2 separate regions of the Homo sapiens genome follow, and region 1 is linked to region 2. A link is an interaction called in ENCODE POLR2A ChIA-PET data of the cell type or tissue named here. Cell type or tissue: HepG2. All regions are shown on one strand. Region 1 overlaps SPG21 (SPG21 abhydrolase domain containing, maspardin). Region 2 overlaps ZNF609 (zinc finger protein 609).

Region 1 (4,000 bases), 510 kb after region 2:
TTGAGAGAAGGGCGTCAGGAGAGAATGCACGTAAATGCTGGGCATGGAGAGGCTGCCAAAAGAGGTTTGTTCCCTCTGAATCTCTGTGTGACCGTGGACTCACACCAGCCTCCTTCAAAAGGCTTCATCTCACATATTAAAATAAGCAAACAGTATCTTTCCTCAATTAAAAAAACTGCCTGGCTGGGCGCAGTGGCTCGTGGCTGTAATCTCAGCACTTTGCGAGGCTGAGGTGGATGAATCATGAGGTCAGGAGTTCGAGACCAGCCTGGCCAACACGGCGAAACCCCGTCTCTACTAAAAATACAAAAAATTAGCTGGGCGTAGTGGCGGGCGCCTGTAATCCCAGCTACTCGGGAGGCTGAGGCAGGAGAATCGCTTGAACCCGGGAGACGGAGGTTGCAGTGAGCAGAGATCACGCCACTGCACTCCAGCCCGGGCGACAGAGTGAGAATCCATCTCAACAAACAAACAAACAAACAAACAAACAAACAAACTGTGCCCATTACTATAGCTGATGAGAGACAGAAGCATAAAAAAAAAAAAACACACAAAACGTGGGTCTGAATTTTAATCAGTAATACTTACAGCGATAACCCGGTAACCCCATCCAGTCAGAGCCAAAATCTGCCGGAAAAAGACATCTGCAGTTCCACTGACAGGGGGCAGGAATATGAGAGGACACCTGATACTTCGGGGGCCCGCGTCATAGAGCGACCATATCTTACTGTCATCATCATCCACAATAATCTGGAGGGAAGGTTAAAAGAAAAAAGTGGAAAACCTTATAAATTTGCTTTTTATGTTATTTTACACTGTCATTTCACTGACAATTTTACTACTACTGCCTTGTTTGTTACAAGGTAACCTGGAGCTCACACCAGATTAGCATGCATGACAAACTCCTCTGATCTCCTTTTCTTTCCTCAGGGCTAACGTATTCCACAGAACTACTTAGAACTACTTTATAATCTTCCAAAGGGCTGCTGCTTCTCTGTTTCTTCCCCCTCCTCCTTTTTTTTTTTTTTTTTTGAGACAGAGTCTCGCTCTGTAGCCCAGGCTGGAGTGCAGTGGCACGATCTTGGCTCACTACAACCTCTGCCTCCCAGGTTCAAGCGATTCTCCTGCCTCAGCCTCCCAAGTAGCTGGGATTATAGGCACACACCCTCATGCCCAGCTAATTTTTTGTATTTTTAGTAGAGACGGGGTTTCACCATATTGGTCAGGCTGGTCTCGAACTCCTGAGCTCATGATCCACCCGCCTTGGCCTCCCAAAGTGCTGGGATTACAGGCGTGAGCCACTGCGCCCGGCCTGGATCCTGTCTCTTTAAAATACATAAATAAATAAATAAAAATACAACAACACTCCAGCCTGAGCAACAGAGGGAGAGATCCTGTCTCTTAAAAAAAAAAAAGGCAAGCTGAGGTAAGACAAGTGCTCAGCAGAGTCTGGCAGATGTTAAGTGTCCTAGAAATATTAGCTATTATTATTATTCACGGCATCCTAGTTTAATTTTTGCTTTCACTTTTGGTGGTATTTAGAAAAGTACATTAACTGCTTAAACATTTGACAATGCAAATCAGTATTTATTCTACTTTCATATTAAAAAACTCAAGGCCTCCAGGCTCTTTTTTCTGAGAGCTCCTCACTAGCAGGGCTATGGACTCCACAGTGTCACTCTGTGGGTGGCAGCACACTAACCAGGGTCACTGGCATCACTAGGAGCAGATAAATGGAGCAAGGCAAAGTCCAGAGAGGCCTAACAGTTCCCTTTGGACTTCCACAGGTCACAGATGGTGATAATGTATCTCACGCTCATGTTTTTGTCCTGTGTATCTTGCCACTCACATTTTTTCTTTTCTTTTCTTTTTTTTTTTTTTTTTTTTGAGACAAGGTCTGGCTCTGTCACCCAGGCTGGAGTGCAGTGGCACGATCACAGCTTACTGCAAGCTTGTCTTCCTGGGCTTAAGCAATCCTCCCATCTCAGCCTCCTGAGTGTCCGGGACTACAGGCGTGCACCAACACGCCCAGTTAATTTTTTCTAGTTTTTGTAGAGAAAGGGTCTCATCATATTGCCCAGGCTGATCTCAAATTCCTAGGCTCAAGCAATCTTCCTGCCTCGGCCTTCCAAAGTGCTGGGATTACAGGTGCACAGCACCATGCCTGGCTAATTTTTTCATTTTTTTATAGAGACAGAGTTTCGCTATGTTGCCCAGGCTGGTCTCAAACTCCTGGCCTCAAATGATCCTCCTAGGTCTCTAAAGTGCTAGGATTACAGGCATGAGCCATCACAAACAGCTGCAAAAGATCTTAAGATCACTGGATTCTAACACTCCTGCAAGGGAATCAGCAAAGGTTTTACTCTACTCAGTGACTTGAACTGCCTTTGTCTAGTGTGATCCCCAAACATCTGGGATTAATTTGGGAAGCAGAGTCAATACTCAACTGCAATATAAGTGTTTTGGGTTTTCAAACATCCCAGGAAAATAAAGCTTCTAGAAGATGACTGTGGCAGAATGAGTATGTCATTGCAAACAGAAGCTCTATAATGTGACCCCATTCTTAAATCTGAGGAACAGGAATATAATCTGACTGTACTCACTATACAGTTGCTGTAAACTTTCCACTAAACTATACAGAAGAGTACATACATACCTGCTTGCTTGTATATGTAAAAGCAATTATAAAAAATGAGTACAGGCTGGGTGCGGTGGCTCACGCCTGTAATCCCAGCACTTTGGGAGGCCAAGGTGGGCGGATCACTTGTGGTCAGGAGTTCGAGACCAGCCTGGCCAACATGGTGAAACTCTGCCTCTACTAAAAATACAAAAATTAGCTGAGTGTGGTAGCGCATGCCTGTAATCCTAGCTACTTGGCAGGTTGAGGCAGGAGAATCTCTTGAACCTGGGAAGCAGAGGTTGCAGTGAGCCGAGATCATGCAGTGCACTGCACTCCAGCCTGGACGGCAGAGCGAGACTCCATCTCAAAAATAAATATAAATAAATAAATAAATAAAAATGAGTACAGTTACACTTGCTTTCACTCTAAAATGAGTCTCAAAAGTTGACTGTACATGACAGGGAAGGAGTGAACTTAATCCTCTGCAACCCACAGTCATGATACTCGGCAGTAACCTTTACTCTCAAACACTACTAAGACATGACATCTAAATCACACACAAAAACAATACAAGATTTTGCAAATAAGAGGTATAGTAAAACCATACATACCTTTTTAAGGGGAACTGTACCTCTAAACCAGTTATAATCAGGAGAGACTTTAATCTCTCCCATGATTAGCTGAAATGGAGGTTAATCCTGAAATAAAAGCATGTGATATTTCACGTCAAGAATTCATGTTTACATCAGAACTAAATGTAGAGTCTCATCTAGCTATACCAACAATATTTTAAAGAAGAAAGCCAAGGAAACTGGCTATTTTGTCAGTATATAGTCCAACTACAGAAAACAATTTGGTGAAATACTACAATCACAGAATCAGAAGCACTCTTTTTTTTTTTTTTTTGAGACAGTCTCAGTCTTGTTGCCCAGGCTGGAGTGCAGTGGCGTGATCTCAGCTCACTGCATCCTCTACCTCCTGCAGTTCAAGTGATTCTCCTGCCTCAGCCTCCCGAGTATCTGGGATTACAGGTGCCCGCCACCACGCCCAACTAATTTTTGTATTTTTAGTAGGGATGGGGGTTCACCATGTTGGCCAGGCTGGTCTCGAACTCCTGACCTCAGGTGATCCACCCACCTCAGCCTCCTAAAGTGTTGGGATTACAGGCGTGAGCCACCATGCCCGGCCACCAGAAGAGCTCTTACAGAAATTATTCCAACACCCTTAGTTCTTCCAGAAAAGGAATCTGGTCTAGAAAATTTAAATGACTTACCCAAGATCACATGGCAATGCTAGGACCAGATGTGAGACAGCCTTTTCTGACACCATACTTCCTGTCTTAGTTCTCAACTGCAGTACCATCAGTTATCTTTTGACATT
Region 2 (4,000 bases):
CTTCCTTTTACCTTTCCCCCACCCCCATCTCTTATCCCACTTCCCTACCCTGAAGACTTCTCTAGCAGCTTGGAAACACTCTAATTACTGTAGCTATTATAGTCACAACCCAGATCCTCCACCTCCTTCTCTCTCACCCCTTTCTTTCTTCCCCCCTCCCCTTGCTCTAGCAGCAGGAGTTGAACTGCAGTCTCATGAGCACAGTCAGATCTATGAATGAGCTTTATATCTTGTCAAGGCAGAACTCCAGATCCAACAGGGCTAATTTTTCATGGTTCTCTTGCTGTTTGTTCTTGGATCAGAGTCCCAGAAATAAGAGATGGCAAATACCTGTCAGGTCATATCTAGTCCATCACTCAGGGGCAAACCTAGGATTTTTCTCTTGTCTCTGTGAGAAATTTTTCCTTCTTTCTTTTGCAGGTGAGAGCTGTCTGATGCCAGACAAGCTCTGAAACTGCCTTCTTTTTATTGTGTTCTCTGGTCATTAGTGTCTGGCCAACTTCTTTGGGGTTTTTTTCTTTTTTAATTCCATTTTTCAGGAATACTTCCTCCCAGCAATATCTCTACCCCTTCTTCAGTCCTTTCTTCTTGATTGTGGGCATCACCTTTGTGGATTCCTTTTGTACCATCAGTTATCTATGCCAGAAGTATCACTTTTCTGACCTTTGCCACAAGTGTCACTGTGGCCTGCTTTTAAGGAGGTACATTTGATGAAAACACAGGACATAAATTCTAGCAGGTGGTAATTAATAAAATACTTTAGAAAACATGTGCCTTAGCCCGGTGCGGTGGCTTACGCCTCTAATCTAAGCACTTTGGGAGGCCGAGACGGGCGGATCATGAGGTCAAGAGATCGAGACCATCCTGGCCAACATGGTGAAATCCTGTCTCTACTAAAAATACAAAAATTAGCTGGGCATGGTGGCGCACGTCTGTAGTCCCAGCTACTCGGGAGGCTGAGGAAGGATGATTGCTTGAATCTGAGAGATGGAGGTTGCAGTGAGTGGAGATCGTGCCACTGCATTCCAGTCTGGCAACAGAGCAAGGCTCTGTCAAAAAGAAAAAAGAAAATATGTGCCTTAAGTAACCCCTGTACTATATGAACAAATGTTGCTTCTTCTGTTCTAACACTTCTCTTTATGTGGATGAAATTTTATTTTTCTGTGTCTTTGTTACAGTTAAGATATTGTCTAAGAGTGTTATGTTTTCTTTACTAGTATGCTTTTTTTTTTTTTCTTTTTTGAGGCAGGGCCTTGCTCTGTCACCAGGCTGGAGCATAGTGACACAATCACGATCACAGCTCACTGCAGGCTCAACCTCCTGAGCTCAAGCAATTCTCCTACCTCAGCCTCCCAAGCAGTTGGAAGTACAGGCAGGCGCCACCACACCCAGCTAATTTTTTTTTCCTCCCTCCCTCCCCTTCCTCTCCTTCCTCTCTTTCCTTCCTTCCTTCCTCCTTTCCTTTCCTTTCCTTTCTTTTCTTTTCTTTTCCTTCCTTCCTTCCTTCATTTTCTCCTCTCTCCTCCTCCTTCTGCTTCTCCTTCCTTAAGACAGGGTCTCACTCTGTTGCCTAGGCTGGAGTGCAATGGTGCAATCACAGCTCATTCCAGCCTCAATGCCACCACACCTGGCTAATTTTTTTGTGTGTTTTTTTTTGTTTCGCTGCATTGCCCAGGCTTGTCTTGAACTCCTGGGCTCAAGCCATCCTCCCACCTTGGCCTCCCAAAGTGCTGGGATTATAGGCATGAGCCACTGTGACCAGCCCAATTTTTAAATTGTTTTTGTAGAGATGGAGTCTCACTATGTTGTGTGCCACTGCACTCCAGTCTGGTTGCCCAGGCTGGTCTCAAATTCCTGGACTCAAGCAGTCCTCCTTCCATGGTTTCCCAAAGTGCTGGGACTACAGACATGAGCCACAATGCCTGGCTAGTATAGCTTTTCAAAGAATAGAGGGGAAAAAATCATAGAATTGAGAGTCATAAAACCCAGATTCTGATCATTACTGTGCCTCTAATTAGCTGTTTGTCCTTGTGCAAGTCATGCCCCTGTTTTCATGTGCCTCATCTGTGAAATGAACACATTAGACAGGATGATCACTGCGGTTCCATTTAGCTGTAGAATATCATGATACCAAGATTGAGAGTCAGGTTGACACTTGTAGTCCTAGCACTTTGGGAGGCTGAGGCAGGAGGATCACTTGAGCCCAGGAGTTGGAGACCAGCCTGGGCAACAGAGAGGCCTCATATCTTAAAAAAAAAAAAAAAAAAAACAACACAATTCAGCCTGGCCAACATGGTGAAACCTTGTCTCTACTAAAAGTACAAAATTAGCCGTGTGTGGTGGCACATGCCTGTAATCCCAGCTACTTGGGAGGCTGAGGCAGGAGAATCGCTTAAACTTGGGAGGTAGAAGTTGCAGTGAGCCGAGATCAAGCCATTGCACTCCAGCCTGGGCAACAAGAGATAAATTCCATTTCAATAAATACGTAAATAATTAGCCAGGTGGTGTGCACTGTGGTCCCAGCTCTTCAGGAAGCAGAGATGGGAGGATCGCTTGAGCCCAGGAGGTCGAGGCTGCAGTGAGCTGTGATCTCACCACTGCAATTCAGCCTTCACTCGCACAGAGCAAGACCCTATTTCCAAAAAAAAAAAAAAAAAAAAAAAAAGATTATGGTGGAAGAACAGGACAAAAATATTTAACATAAGTGAGCATCTTTTTTTTTTTTATTGCTGGTCAAAAATATAGCCGGTATTCAGAAGGGCTAATGAGTGCAATTTCAGTTCCCTGGGGCTTGACTCTCATACTCTTTGATTTGTTTGGAAGGCTGTACTTTTATTAGGCCATCTTTTTTTGGAGGGTTTTGTAGCCTCATTCTGCAGGCTCACCAACTTGCCGCATATATCTTTTTCTAGTGTGCTTAAAACATAGGAGTGGAAATCAGAAAGCTGCAAAAAAGGCTGGCCTGGCTTGGTGGCTCACGCCTGTAATCCTAGCACTTTGGGAGGCCGAGGCGGGTGGATCAGCTTGAGGTCAGGAGTTGAGAAAGCTGCAGAAAAGGAACCTTAGCTTGTGAGAAGGAAGTTGTACCTGGAAGGATTTGCCATCTATCAATAAGAAGTAACTTTGTAAATTCAGTCAAGGATCTAATAATCTATTATATCTGAAATCTGGGAGCTAAATTGGACTGATTATGGAGGTTAGTTGGATATTTTTCCACTTTTGACTAGTCAGTAGAAATTCCACTTTGAATTAACTTCTTGGGACTGAGTACAAGTTGAGTTGCCCACAGTGTTTTGTTCGGAAAATAAAATTATGTTGTTATTTATTTATTTTTGACAGGGTCTTACCCAGCCTTGACCTAGTGGGTTCACCTCAGCCTTCCAAGTAGCTGGGACTACAAAAGTGTGCCACCATGCTTGGTTAATTTTTGTAATTTTTTTTGTAGAGATGATGGTTTGCCATGTTGCTCAGGCTAGTCTTGAGCTCCTAGGCTCAAGCCATCCTCCTGCTTCAGCCTCCCAAAGTGGTGGGATTACAGGTTTGAGCCACTGCACCCAGCCAATTACGTTATTTTTAATGCTGAAAATGCACGTTGATGACATTTGCCGAAGTATGACGAACAAGGGGGTATCTCTGAAATACCCTCCTAAAAGAGACGAGAAATGAAAAGCTGGTTGGTAAGTGTTTCAGGAACTTTCAGATTGAGAGTAATGTTAGGAAGTATTTGCTTTCAAGCAGTTTTTTTTTTCTTTTTGAGATGAAGTCGCTCTGTTGCCCAGGCTGGAGTGCGTTGGCGTGATCTTGGTTCACTGCAACCTCCACCTCCAGAGTTCAGGCGATTCTCCTGCCTCAGCCTCCTGAGTAGCTGGGATTACAGGCGTGTGCCACCATGCCTGGCTAATTTTTGTATTTTTAGTAGAGATGGGGTTTCACCATGTTGTTCAGGCTGGTCTCGAACTCCTGACCTCATGATCCACCCGCCTTGGCCTCCCAAAGTGTT

Evidence for each region. Peaks named below come from ENCODE experiments on the same cell type or tissue, not always from the same donor. Only the 100,000 strongest peaks of a DNase experiment are listed, where the experiment ranks them.
Region 1: POLR2A ChIA-PET joins it to region 2 with 6 read pairs; 2 of 35 experiments call an interaction of 5 or more read pairs at or near these places.

Annotation. Positions count from the first base shown.
Region 1 is chr15:64,980,276-64,984,275 of GRCh38, forward strand. It overlaps SPG21 (SPG21 abhydrolase domain containing, maspardin), which reads right to left. Exons shown (of 9, transcript NM_016630.7): 2 at 3,232-3,318; 3 at 589-750. The coding sequence starts at 3,294. Among named protein-coding and RNA genes, the nearest start is that of SPG21, 7.6 kb to the right of the region's middle. In HepG2, no CTCF peak of the experiment used is centred here; a DNase peak (open chromatin) is centred at 1,736.
Region 2 is chr15:64,466,788-64,470,787 of GRCh38, forward strand. The region is part of intron 1 of ZNF609 (zinc finger protein 609); the gene reads left to right. Among named protein-coding and RNA genes, the nearest start is that of ZNF609, 8.2 kb to the left of the region's middle. In HepG2, no CTCF peak of the experiment used is centred here; a DNase peak (open chromatin) is centred at 2,494.